Linked DNA regions of Homo sapiens: region 2 is linked to region 1. Evidence: chromatin contacts called from ENCODE Hi-C or POLR2A ChIA-PET data. All regions are on one chromosome and are shown on one strand. The core of a region is the stretch at or near the end of the contact, and the rest is flanking DNA. Distances in the headings are between cores, read along the strand shown. Region 1 has its middle 37 kb from the start of ATP6V1G1. Region 2 has its middle 5.4 kb from the start of TEX53.

The links. Hi-C counts contacts between places; a loop is a spot of excess contacts on that map. ChIA-PET counts read pairs that join two places held with the same protein, here RNA polymerase II (POLR2A). Pooled maps may share reads with other maps.
Region 2: a loop to region 1 is called in a pooled map, with 2.2 times the contacts of the local background. The contact joins two enhancer-like sites. A Hi-C loop is called at or near these places in 4 of 50 pooled maps. POLR2A ChIA-PET finds 5 or more read pairs at or near these places in 4 of 52 experiments (B cell, HCT116, activated T-cell and 1 more).

The regions. Positions count from the first base shown.
Region 1 is chr9:114,547,077-114,553,611 of GRCh38, reverse strand. No RefSeq gene overlaps it. Among named protein-coding and RNA genes, the nearest start is that of ATP6V1G1, 37 kb to the left of the region's middle. Within about 2 kb of position 1,516, at least 5 of the 41 ENCODE cell types and tissues checked have a DNase peak (open chromatin) inside an H3K27ac peak, as active enhancers do.
Region 2 is chr9:114,648,836-114,655,920 of GRCh38, reverse strand. No RefSeq gene overlaps it. Among named protein-coding and RNA genes, the nearest start is that of TEX53, 5.4 kb to the left of the region's middle. RefSeq lists enhancers at 2,108-2,187, 2,198-2,247, 2,075-2,581. Within about 2 kb of position 2,870, at least 3 of the 41 ENCODE cell types and tissues checked have a DNase peak (open chromatin) inside an H3K27ac peak, as active enhancers do.

The DNA of each region.
Region 1 (6,535 bases), core at 267-2,766:
CAATGGTCCTGTTGCTTAGAAATCCATCAGTCCTTTGTGCATACCCCGTACTTCTGGGACTGTTCACCTGAATCAGTGACCAATGGTTTTGGCTAAAAGTTACAAAACCCATCCAATAGTGGCTTAAATGAAATAGACCTTATTATGTCTCCTAGAAGACTAGGAGCCAGAGGATGCAGGGCCGCTCAGAGGTGATGAGCACTGGGATCAACAGCCCAGTTTCTTCCTATCTTTTGGCTCCGCCTAAGCTGTTAGTTTTTCATGTTCACACTTGTCATCTCAAAGTCACAAGATAGCAATTAGGCATAAACTCTGCTACCAACCTTCCAAAGCAGAAAGAACAGGCATGGTCCAAAAGTCTTTTCTTTCTTCTTTTTCTTCTTTCTTTTTTTTTTTTTTTTTTAATAGAGATGGGGTTTCACCACATTGGCCAGGCTAGCCTCGAACTCCTGACTTCAAGTGATCCACCTGCCTTGGCCTCCCAAAGTGCTGGGATTAAAGGTGTGAGCCACCTGTAATCCAGCCCAAAAGCCTTTTCTTTCTGAGGCTCTGTCTTTTTTCTAGGAATTGAGGGTCGCACACTGACTTCCCTTAGGTCTCTTTGTCCAAAACTGGGGTTGGAAACACTCAAAAAGGGGAATGGGATTGCCAGGGCTGGCATAGACACATGATGACTCATTTCTGGAGTTGAGGGAAGGATCTTGCCCTTACAACAAGCCGGGGAAAGGGGTGGAGGGGCGGGTAACGGTCACCCCTCTGAGTGCCAACCTTGACCATCTATCTTGCTTGCCCATCAGTTCTTCAGTGCATCTGCACCTCCAATGTCCGTGCCCTTCTTGCAGACACCCCAGGTGGAGGCCTTTCCTCTTTTCTCTCTCCCAGCAATACTGGACTTTTCCACAGGAGTGGGTAGCACTCAATAAATGTTTCTTAAATAAATGAAGACAAAAAAATGTTTTAAAAAATGATTTTATGGAGGGTGTGGGGAGTATAGAATTTGGAAGAAACATATTTCATAGAATTATTAGACAAATAGAGCCCAGAGATCAGGAATTCATTGCCAGGAGCCCATGACTGGGTGTCAGCGGGTTCCATGAAACCCTGAGATTGCATGACACATTTTGCATGAATGTGTATATAAATTTTGGGTAGGGTGTGTCCTTGGTTTATAGCACATGTAAGATTCTGCAACCTCTAAAAGACTCAGAAAGCCCACCCCAAATGGCCAAGGGCAACACCCTCAATTACCGGTGGGCAAAGTAGTAGCCAGCATCCTCCAAGGAATGACAAGCTAGCAGGACTGAGCTTCTGACTCCCAGGACCTCTCCTCCTAAAGCCACAGACTCCATTGTTTCTATTTTTAAAAGGCCAGTCCAAAAGGTGTTATTATTCTCTGTCTCCCAGCACAGCTTGGAGCAGAGTGGCCAGACTAGGGAAGGAGTCTCTCGTGATGACTCACCACCATCCTCCCCTGAGTAATGGCCTTCAGGCTCTATCACTCACTTGTGCTGACGCACTAGACTGGAAAAAGCTGACCCTGAGTCAGTGGTTATATGGACACATAAAACCCTGGGAGGCGGGACCAAAGAGAAGGAGCTGAGCTGGAGGTAAAGCCAGTGCCCACCACCCAGACCCACACCTCCCCAACCCCAAGGGAGAAAGGTAATTTACTTAGGCAAGAGCCAGGTGAGCTACTGGATCAGTGTTAAAACTCCAAGCAGCCCCTGCATAGTGGATAGCTTGTAGGTGAAGATGGAGAATGGGAAGAAGGCCCACCTCTCCCTCAATAGGCAGCTCCTTCCCACTTTTGGGATGGAGAATAGCTGCGGTTGAGTTTGGCTTGGGAGGCTCAGTGAGTTAGTTAGGACCCCACCCCACATAATTCAGAGTGTGTGAGGCTGGGTGCAGTGGCTTACGCCTGTAATCCCAGTACTTTGGGAGGCCAAGGTGGGAGGATCGCTTGAGGCCAGGAGTTTGAGACCAGCCTGGGAAACACAGGGAGACCCCCTCCTCTGCCCCATCTCTACAAAAAAAAATTTTTTTTTTTTAATTAGCCGGACTTGGTGGCCTGTGCCCATTATCCCAGCTACTTGGGAGGCTGAAGGGGGAGGGATTGCTTGAGCCTGGAAGGCTGAGGCTGCTGTGAGCTGTGTGGTTGGACCACTGCACTCTAGCCCAGGCAACAAAGCAAGACCCTGTCTCAAAAAAAAAAAATAATAATAATAATTAATGAAATTTAAAAAATACAAAAACAAACAAACAAACAAAAAACAACCCACACATTGTTGTGTGAGAGCAGGCCCGGGACAGTTTTCCAGCTCCCAAGGTGTGCACCCTGGTCGGTAAGCCCTGGATTTGTTATGTGATCTTGGGAAACTCATTTGGCCTCCCTGGTCCTCCGTTGGTTTCCTTAATAGAAAGTTAAGGGGTTGCACTAGGTCAGTGGTTCTACATATTCCTCCCTAACAACCTCTGACTCCACAAAGGTAACCCTAGGCAAGCCATGGAGGGGAAGGGTCCCAGTGAGGGGCCTTAGAGACTAGGAGGAGAGGTGCCTTGGGGGACAAACGAGAGGGCCCCTTGGAAAAGGAAGGACACTGGCCTCTGGACATTTCATGCTGATGGGATTCTGCAGCATGGCTGCCCTTTAGAAGTGAAGAGCTTTGGCCAGGCTCACACCTGTAGTCCCAGCACTTTGGGAGGCTGAGGCAGGAGGATTGCTTGAGCCTAGGAGTTTGAGACCAGCCTGGGCAACATAGTGAGACCCCATCGATATTTTTTTAAAAAGAAATGTGGAGCTTTGTAAAATCAGAATTGCTTTCCCCAGACCTACTGATTCAGAGTCTTGCAGGGATAGAGACTGGAACTTGGACTTTCAGAAAGCTCTCCAGGACATTCTAAAGCAGCAGAGATTGTGCCTGTGAATAGCCACTGCACTCTAGCCTGGACAACATAGTGAGACCCCATCTCTGTAGAAGAGGGAGAAGGAGAAATAAAGTAGCAGGGGCTGGAGATCTAAGATCTGGGCCCACTCAAGGTCAAGGTGCTGCTGACCACCTCTTTCCCAGTTGCCCCCTGGCCACAGTGGAGATGCCCATTCCAGGAGGCAGCCCCCACCTCAAAAGAAAGGAAAAGAACAGAAAAGAAAAGAAGAACAATGGGGTCCAGACTTCAGCAGGTCCTCCAAGAGCAGCCGACCTCCTGCTTCCAGGTGTTCCAAGTGCATCAGTTCACACACATCTGTTGCCAGAGCCACAAGTCTATCGAGATCCTGAGTGGAAATATCTCCATCATTTAGCTGGTGACAGAGGCAATACCAAGAACAGTGTACTTACAATCGCTAGAGAAAAACATTGAATGGATTTTGAATAGCTGCAGAACGGCTCACACAGTGCACACAAATTCATTATCAGACTTGGCTCCACTCCTTTCAGGCGTGCCTCAGGCATGATAGGTTTCTGAAATTTGCATTCCTAAATGGAGGATGCTGATGCAGAAAGCAGGCAGCCGAGATGGGATTGGAGGAGGGAAAGATTCACAAGTGAGTTGGGTGGCGGTTGCTAGGAAAAGAACAATGTTGGTTGGAACTGTTGAGTTACAATGACAGAGTCCCAACTCTTGGCGGTTGAAGGAGAAAAGGAGATTTACTGGCGTCATGGAAGAGCTCAGAGTGACTCTGTGTCTTACAGAGTCTCTCTGCAGCCCCTGGTTCTGCTTTCCTCTGTGAGAACTTCCGTCTTGGCCAGGCCCTCACAAAGTGGCAACACAGGTGGCCACCAATGGTTCCGGCTTAGCTACTGCAGGGAAAGAATTCTTCTTTGTCCCAGAAGAGCCAGCCAAAGTCTGAGGGTGGACTCTCAGGGGCAGGCTTGTGACATCTGGACATCCCTGAACAGAGCACAGTGGCCAGGCCTGGAGCCGAACCATGAGGTGTGCCTCACTCAGACCGCAGAAACTGACATGACAGAGTGGCTTCTTCAGGGAGAATTAGGATGCTGTTATTAGAAGGAGGCGAGATGCTGGGAAGGCACGCAGGAGCTCTTCCCAGCCACTGCGGCAGGAGTGAAAAGCACTTGCTCTTGTTTCTGTCATGTGCTGAGCTCACTTCTATTACAGATTTTTCTAGGTGGTCATTTCTTTATCTGCATGTCTTCCCTGCTGGTTATGTATCCTCTCTCAGGCAGGAGCTGTGACCTCTATCATCTTTAAACTTGCAGATTTACAGAGGTGGTTAATAAGTCTTACTAGATGGGGTAAATAGCACAAGACTGGGATTAGAGAATTCTGAGTTTCTGTCTGGATTCTATGTGTAGACTTGTGTGCAGCCTTTGAGCAAGTGCTTTCTTCTCCTTCGGCCTCTTTCTAATGCACTGGATGAGGGTCAGCAAACGTTTTCTGTAAATTGCCAGATAGTGAATATGTTAAGCTTTGTGGGCCATATGGTCTCGGTCATGAACATTCAACTCCACCACTGCTGCCCAAAAGCAGCCAAAGACAGTACATGAGCAAGTGGGCACTGCTGTGTTCAAATAAATAGAAATAGGCAGTTCATGGGCAAAGTAAATGATTGCTGTTGGGTTTTTTTGCTTTTTGTTTTTATTTGTATTTTTGTTATTCTTTTTTCCTGACCATGGCAAGGACTGTTAAAACTGTCATTTTAAGCTGCTACATTTCCTTCTTCTTTCTTTCCTTCCTTCCTTCCTTCCCTCCTCCTTTCCTCCCTTCCTCCCTTCTCTCTCTCTCTCTCTCTCTCTCTGTCTCTCTTCTCTGTAAGCCAGGCTGGAGTGCGGTAGCGCTATCACAGCTCACTGCAGCTCAATTTCCTGGGCTCAAGGGATCCTCCCACCTCAGCCGAGTAGATGGGACTACAGACGCATGCCACCACACTCAGCTAATTTAAATTTTGTTGTTGTTGTTGAGATAGGGTCTCACTCTGTTGCCCAGTCTGGTCTTGAGCTCCTGGACTCAAGCAATCATCCCACCTCAGCATCCCAAAGTGCTGAGATTACAGACATGAGGCACTGTGCCCAGCAGCTGCCAAATTTTCTAGTGGCCTATCACATAGCAATAGTTAAAGGGAACAGTCATCCAGCAGAGGGTGGCAAACTATAGCTAGACAGCCACATTTGGGACTCCACTGGTTTTTGTTTAAAAAAAAAAATCAGCCGGAAGATACTTCTTCACGTGGACTTCTCCACAGGGCTGCCTGGGCTTCCCCACAGTATGGCAGCTGTGTTCTAAGAGTAAATTTTCCAAGAGATGAGAGGTAGAGGCTGTCAGTGTCTCAAGGCCAGGGTTCAGAAACTGGCACAGTGTCACCATACATTATTGGAAATCCACCAACTGCCCCAGATGAGTTCCCAGCTGACAGCCAGCCCCAGCTTGCCAACCACAGAAGTGAGCCATCTTGGAAGTGGATCGTCCTGCCCCAATTGAGCTTCCCCAGCTGATGCTTCCTGGAGTGCAGCATCACTGCCTTGAATCTGGGAGCTGGCCCTAAAAGGCTGGGTGATGTTTCAGCTCAAGGGAGGGTATTTTGAATAAAATATTCAGAAGGAAGGCTGGAAAAGAAGTGGACCAAATTGCAGATTTGCAATTTTGCAGTTGCGGAGCCCACCCAGATTCAAGTTTTGACATTCCTCCTATAGGTGGGGACTGTGTCTCTTCCACTTAAATCATGAACTCCAAGGACTCTGCCAGTTCAGGTGTCCTGTGGTTTTAAAGATTCAATAGTCGGCCTTGGATACCAGCAGCTTCTTGCTAATTCCCTAAGCTGACTCTGTAAAAGAGCATCACCCTAACCCATACCTTGATCTCTGAGGTCCTTGACCTCTATAGTGTCCTTGCAATCCATGCCTCCCCTCATTTCTCACTGTCACCATTCAGAACAGCCTGAGAGCTGCAATGGTCTCTTCACTAGTTGCTTGGTTTCCAGTCTATGTAAATGTGACTCTAAAGTTATCCTGCTAGAATGCTTCTCTCCCTAGTGCTTCCTAGATCAATATCTTCACTGACTTTCCACTGCCTGGAGAACAAAACCCCAGACAGGGTTCCACTTCCTTTTCCAGGCTTACTTCTGAATACTTTATTCGAAATGCCCTGCCTTGAGCTGAAAAGTCACATCCTTTGCCCAAAATTTCTAATTCTCTCTCCCATTCTTACAAATGAAACATCACTCAGCCTTTTAGGGCCAGTTCCCAAAAGCCCCTTGATGCTCTTCCTAATTCTTAGACTCTAGTTGTGTAGTTATTATCATATGGTGTCAGGCTTAAGCCAGCTTTTTATTTTATGCTTTGTTATTTTCTCATCCCTGTACCAAATACAGGGACCAAACCTCATTCCTCTCTGTGGCTTTGCATACAGAGGGTTTTTGGTAAGAGCCTGGTGAATTGAAGTCAACAGAATTATGGACCTCAACTTCCTTGCCACCCCTCTTTCCTGCCTCCCCAGGATAGGCAAATCCCAGGAATCAGGGCTGCAATGTCCCTGGCTGGCCAAAGCTGAGATGGGAGGCTGTAGCAATGAACCCTTTTCT
Region 2 (7,085 bases), core at 1,621-4,120, 100 kb before region 1:
GTATGCAACTGTGAGTAATATGCAGAAGACCCCACATGGTTTCCACATTAGCCAGGGAGCCAGGCATGGAAGTGTATCACTCTGACATAATAGGGCAAAAACTTGGAAAGCAAAATGACAAAGGAGCATTTTGCAACTGACTCGGGGATTAATGGAAGGCTTCCTGGAGGCGATGGTGCTTGAAGGGAAGTTAGCTAAAAGGAGAAGGGATGATATTCCAGAAGGAGGGAATACAATCAGCAAAGTTGGAAAATAGGGGCACGACCTGGGAGGGCATGAGGGTAGCAAAGTACCAAGTCTAGAATGACTCAAGTGAAAACCTGAGCCAGGGTTTGGTGGGAGGTGAAGTGGGCAGAGCATCAAGAGCTTTGTATCCAGGGAAAAGGAGCTGAACTCTATCTTGAAAATAATGGGAAGCCACAGGTGAGTTTTAAGCAACAAAGTGACACAGCCTGATTTCCAACTTTTGTACTATGAACAGTGCCTTAGTCTGTTCAGACTACTAAAATAAGATACCATAACCGGGTGACTTACAAACAACAGAAGTTTATTTCTCACAGTTTTGGAGGCTGGGAAGTCCAAGATCAAAACTCCAGCAGCATCAGTGTCTGGTGAGGGCCTGTTCCTCATAGAGGGCGCTTCTTGCTGTGTTCTCACATAGCAGAAGGGGCAAGGGGTCTCTCTCAGGCTCTTTCATAAGGGCACTAATCTCAATCGTGAGGGCTCTGCTCTCATGACCTAATCCTCCTAAACCTCCCAAAGACCACAATTCTTATACCATCACCTTGGGAGTTAAGATTTCAACACATGAATTTGGGGGAACATTAACATTCAGACCATAACAAACAAGGCGAGTTGGAAGACAACACTTTTTTTGTTTGTTTGTCTGTTTGTCTGAGACGGAGTCTTGCTCTGTCACCCAGCCTGGAGGGCAGTGGCATGATCTTGGCTGGCTGCAACCTCCACCTCCCAGGTTCAAGGATTCTCCTGCCTCAGCCTCCCAAGTAGCTACAGGAAAGTGCCACCACACCCAGCTAATTTTTTTTTTTAATTTTTTTTTTGAGACGGAGTTTCTCTTTCGTTGCCCAGGCTGGAGTGCAATGGCACACTTTCGGCTCACAGCAACCTCTGCCTCCCGGGTTCAAGCGATTCTCCTGCCTCAGCCTCCTGAGTAGCTGGGATTACAGGCACCCTCCACCATGCCTGGCTAATTTTGTATTTTTAGTAGAGACAGGGTTTCTCCATGTTGATCAGGCTGGTCTCCAACTCCTGACCTCAGGTGATCCGCCCGCCTCAGCCTCCCAAAACGCTGGGATTACAGGCGTGAGCTACCGCGCCCGGCCTAATTTTTGTATTTTTAGTAGAGACGGGGTTTTGCCATTTTGTTCAGGCTGGTCTTAAACTCCTGACCTCAGGTGATCCGCCCATCTCAACCTCCCAAAGTCCTGGGATTACAGGCGTGAGCCACTACACCCGGCCAGAAGACAATTTATTAATTAGCACTCCTTATGCCTTCCCCACCTCAGAAAAGAGAAGAATAAAGGAATATGATGTCTATGCCATGGCAATGTGGAGTAAAATTCATACCTTCAATGAAAAGCCCATCCTGGCTATAATGTGAAGGATGGATTTTGTTTTGTTTTGTTTTGTTTTTTGAGACGGAGTCTCGCTCTGTCATCCAGGCTGGAGTGCAGTGGTGCGATCTCAGCTCACTGCAACCTCCACCTCTCGGGTTCAAGCGATTCTCCTGCCTCAGCCTCCCAAGTAGCTAGGACTACAGGCGCATGCCACCACGATTTGAGTGTAATAGTAATCACAATAGACAGCCTGGTTCCTTGCTTACTCTGTGCCAGATCCTCTTCCAAGTGCTTCATAAATATCAACCCAATCAGCACAATAACCCAACAAGGTTAGAACTGTTACTACCTGATTTTACAGATTAGGGAAGTGAGACACAGGTTAAATAAATCTTTTAAGGTTTACACTAACTCACATTAAGTGCCAGAGCTAAGACTTTAACTCAAGAAACCCAACTGCAGAGTCCACACTCTTAACAACTTGGTTATGCGGCCCCTCGATAATGGTAGAATGACATTCAGTTATTACTCTGGACCCCAAATTTACTGTTCATCGCCTGCTCTTCAAAAATGGAGCTGGCCCTTTAAATATTTTTCTTTTGGTAGTTGGTGCAATGCTAGGCTCTGTCAGGAGGGGGAGCTAGAGACATTGGAGGAGGAAGAGGCCTTCCTTTCTGGTTGTGCTGGGCTCATCTTAACAGCACAGAGCTCACAGCTTCTCCAACATCACCCTCCCGCAGTGCAGGCAACTTTTCCAGAACAGGAATCCTGCAGAGGATGGTGGTCAGTAGCACTTGGCAACTAGCAGCTTCTCCTAGTGCCCCCACAAATAGGTGTGCCTCTAATCAGACACTGTTCCATGACAGCTTTCCCTGGCACCCAAGGGCAGACTTCTAGAACATTCTCCCAGACTTCTCTGCCATTGTGAGGCACAGCCATGCCCTTCCCAGCAACATCTGGATCTCAGCTGGGGATAGAGCCTGGGGGTGTTCTTTCTTAGTTCTAGGGGTGCTGGCTGCTCCTTATGTCCATTATTCCTATATTCTTTAAAGCTCTCCTGACTTCTTACCACTCCTTCATTACTCCAATCCCCTGTTCTAGTTAGTACTTATATTAATCTTCTCATATTCAAATTGTTATGTGGTTTCTGTCTCCCAAGTGGATCATGACTAATGCAGAAATCAAATTAAGAGGCTGGGCTTATGTCTGTGGCCCCAGAAATACAGGAGGCAGAGGCAGGAGTATCACTTGAGGCCAGGAGTTTGAGATCAGCCTGGGCAACACAGCAAGACCCGATCTCTACCAAAACAAAACAAAACAAATTAAGCGACTGCCTAGGCAATCAGGACAGACAGTGATACAGGCCTAAAGTAGGGCAGCAGCAGTCAGGATGAATAAGAGGACCTTGAGTCATATTTCTCAGGCAAAGCTGGCCAATTCTAACTCAGAACCATACAGGAAAGAAGATTCTAGGGAATGAGGTCCTTGTGGTATTGAGGCCAAGTTGACAACAACAGCAGATCACTTAATTTTGGGCTATTCCAAGCTGGAGGGGCCTATGGGACATCCAGATGACCATATTAAGAAGGTTGGCAATATTTAGCAGGAAAAGGTAAAAGAACTATAGCTGGAAGGAAGCAGAGAGGCCTACAACATGTGTGTGGAGTTGTCAGCTCACTGCATCGTGGCACCTCTTCCCCATGGGATGAGACCCCACTGGCATCTGTTGGGTGAAGATACAGTTCACTTTCCCGGACCTCATGTCCAGAGTCCTCTTCCACTGCCCATTCTCATACTGTATCCCCTGGACCCACCCTCTTACCCAGATTCCCCTTGTCCTATGCATTCCTCACCTCCTCTCATGCGAAGGTCCCACTTTCCTTCCCCAGCAAACCCCATATTCCTTATTTCTTGGACTGCTTTCTGCAACAACTGTAGCAGGTGCTTTACACAAAAAAGATGCTCCTTAAATGTCACTTCCTGCTTTGATAATTTAGAAACTCCTTCACAGAAGGGATGCAAAGAAGCCTCCATCCTGTGACTTTTTTAAAGGGCTCTCAGCCACAGGGTGACATCTTTCTTTGAAGGATTTTCAAATAGTAACAATAAAAATAATCATGGAAACCACAGCTGGATTTACTTCTGATCATGGTAAACTAGCTTGTATCAGACCAACCCTCCTGCTGACAGCAGTTTAAAAGCAATTGTTCTTTTTTCTTAAATGTGTTTGAATGCATCAGAGAGATATCAACATAGTCAGGACACGAGGGGCCAAGATGCTGAAGAGAAAAGTAGAGAGAGGAGATGAGCACCGAAGCCTTCTTATCCCCTTGAGGCACCTGCCGAGTCCTAAGCAGAGTCCAAGTAGCTGAAAAGTTGAGTAGAGCTTTCAGAAGTCTCACAGCGGCCAGGCGTGGGGGCTCACGCCTGTAATCCCAGCACTTTGGGAGGCCGAGACAGGTGGATCACAAGGTCAGGAGATCAAGACCATCCTGGCTAACACAGTGAAACCCCGTCTCTACTAAAAATACAAAAAATTAGCCGCGTGTGGTGGTGGGCGCCTGTAGTCCCAGCTACTGGGGAGGCTGAGGCAGGAGAATGGCGTGGACCTGGGAGGCGGAGCTTGCAGTGAGCCAAGATCATGCCACTGCACTCCAGCCTGGGAGACAGAGCGAGTCTCTGTCTCAAAAAAAAAAAAAAAAAAAAAAAATGTCTCACAGCTTGGGGTAACAAAAATTGGAGGTTTAGGACTCACCATGAAAGAGGAGTCCTGGTTTTATAAACACACACACACACGTTTTCAGCTAAAACCCCTGTAGGGCTACAACCTGAGAGTAAGGTTTAATCACACCTAGACTAGCTCTCACAAAGCCCAGGGTCAAGTTTATCTCAAGCCTACTTTTCCCAGAAGCAAAAGTAAATCCTGCCTGAGGGAAGATCCAGAGCCTTGTATATCTCTTCAATTTTTCAAAATTTTCATTTTTCAAAATGTCTAGCATTTAATGAAAAATTACCATGAATATCAAAAAATAAGACCAACTGACTGAAAAGCAAAAGGAAAAAAAAAAGAACCAGATATTAGAGTTTGCAGACATAAACTTTAAAAGCAGTACAATTAAATATTGAGGAGAATAGATGACAAGATTGGTAATTTCATTTGAGAACTGGAAACTATTTCTAAAAAAACAAAATTATAGAACTGAACATTATGATGGATGAAATTAAAAACTCAGGCTGGGCATGGTGGCTCACAGCTGTAATCCCAGTGCTTCAGGAGGCAGAGGCAGGAGGATTACTTGAGGCCAGAAGTTCAAGACCAGCCTGGGCAACACAGCAAAACCCCGTCTCTACAAAACATTTAAAAATTGGCCAGGCATGGTGGCACCTGCCTATAGTCCTAGCTACTTGGGAGTCTTAGGTCCCAGGAGTTTAAGGTTGCAGTGAGCTGTGATTGTGCTACTGCACTCCAGCCTGGGCAACAGAGCAAGACCCTGCCTCTTAAAAAAAAAAAAAAAGATAAAAAAATTAGAAACTGGATTGATTTTTAAATGAAACATAGGGTTAACAAAAAAACTCCATTGATAGAATTAAACACAAATGAGGGCAAGATTAATGGAGAAGACGAGTCAGTAGAAAATATCCAGGCTGAATCACAAAGAACCAAAAGAATGGAAAAATACCAAGAAGGGTCTTAGAGATATAGTGAAAAGGTCTAACACTTATCATTAGAGTCCTGAACAAGATGAGAGAGAAGAGGGTGAATGCTGTGATGAAAGATATCATGTCACAGTTTCAAGATGTGCTATGAACAAGCACAAGCAGGAAAAATACTTTAAAAGCTACAGCTAGGCACATCAGAATATAACTGCTAAAACTCAATGCAAAGAGAAAATGTTGAGAGCAGCAATGGGGCTGACAGATGACTTCTCAACAGAAGCAACAGAAACCAATGACATCTTCAAAAGGTTGAAAGAAAATAACTGCACTAACCTAGAATTCCTTACTTACCAAAAATATCTTTCAAAAATAAAAACAAAATACAGACTTCTCAGCAAACAAAAATTGAATTTGTCACCATAAGATCTGTACTGAAAGGAAAATACTAAAGGTATTTCTAAATATACTATACTAAATATGATACTATATTGAAGAAAAATTCTAAAGTTAGTTCCAGAAGCAGGATCCAAAATAGATGTATGGAAATACAGAAAGGAACAAAGGGCAATAAAATTGAAGTAACAAAGAGCAATAAAAAGTAACATGTGAATAAATCTAAATGAATATTGACTATAGAAAGCATTAATAAGAATGTCTGTTGTGGCTTAAAATACATAGAAAATTGAAATCCATGACAAGACTACCGTAACAGGTAGAAAGGTGAAAGAATTGTATAGTTGTTGGAGCCAGGCACGGTGGCTCTCACCTGTAATCCCAGCACTTTGGGAGGCTGAGGCAGGTGGATCACTTAAGGTCAGGAGATCGAGACGAGCCTGGACAACATAGTGAAACTCTGTCTCTACTAAAAATACAAAAATCATCAGGGTGTGGTGGTGCACACTTGCAATTCCAGCTACTCGGGAGGCTGAGGCGGGAGAATCACTTGAACCTGGGAGGCGGAGGTTGCAGTGAGCCAAGATCGTACCACTGCACTCTAGCCCAGGCCACAGAGGGAGACTCCGTCTCCAAAAAAAAAAAAAAAAAAAATTGTGTAGTCGCTGGGTTATCCAGGAAATGATAGAAGTGATCATGTATAATACACTTCAGTAAGTCAAGGATGCTTGTTAAATCTAGGGTAAGAACTGAAAGAAAAGTATACTTCATATGCTAATAAAGGAGAAATTACCCAAAACAAACAACCTTAATCCAAAACAAGGAAAAAAGACAGAAAAAAGAAAAGAACACAGTAACAGAAAAACCGATAGAAAGAATTATTAGTAAGATGGTACATTCAAACCTAAGTCTATCAGTAAACACATTAGATATAGTGTAGTAAATACTTTGAATTAGAAAAAAACTTAATTTCAAAAAAGCAAATCTTACATGCCTACAAGGGTGAAACCTTAAATATAAGAATGTGAAAAGGTCAAAAGTAAAAGGATGAACAAAGATATACTACGCAATGACTAATCAAAAGAAAGCTAATTTCCTCTCAGTAAGCAAGGAATAGAGAAGAAACTTTCTCAACTTGTTAAAGAATATCTCATCTAGGCATGGTGGCTCAGGCCTGAAATCTCAACACTCTGGAAGGCTGAGGTGGGAGGATCAACTCCAGGAGTTCAAGATCAGCCTGGGCAACATAGTGAGACCCCATCTCTACAAAAAACTAAAAAATTATGGCTGGATGTGGTGGCCCAGGCCAGGCACAGTGGCTCACGCCTGTAATCTCAGCACTTTGGGAAGCCAAGGTGGGTGGATCACCTGAACTCAGGAGTTCAAGACCAAACTGAGCAACATCAACATGACAGAACCCTGTCTCTACCTTTTGGTAGCCAAGCATGGTGGTGCATG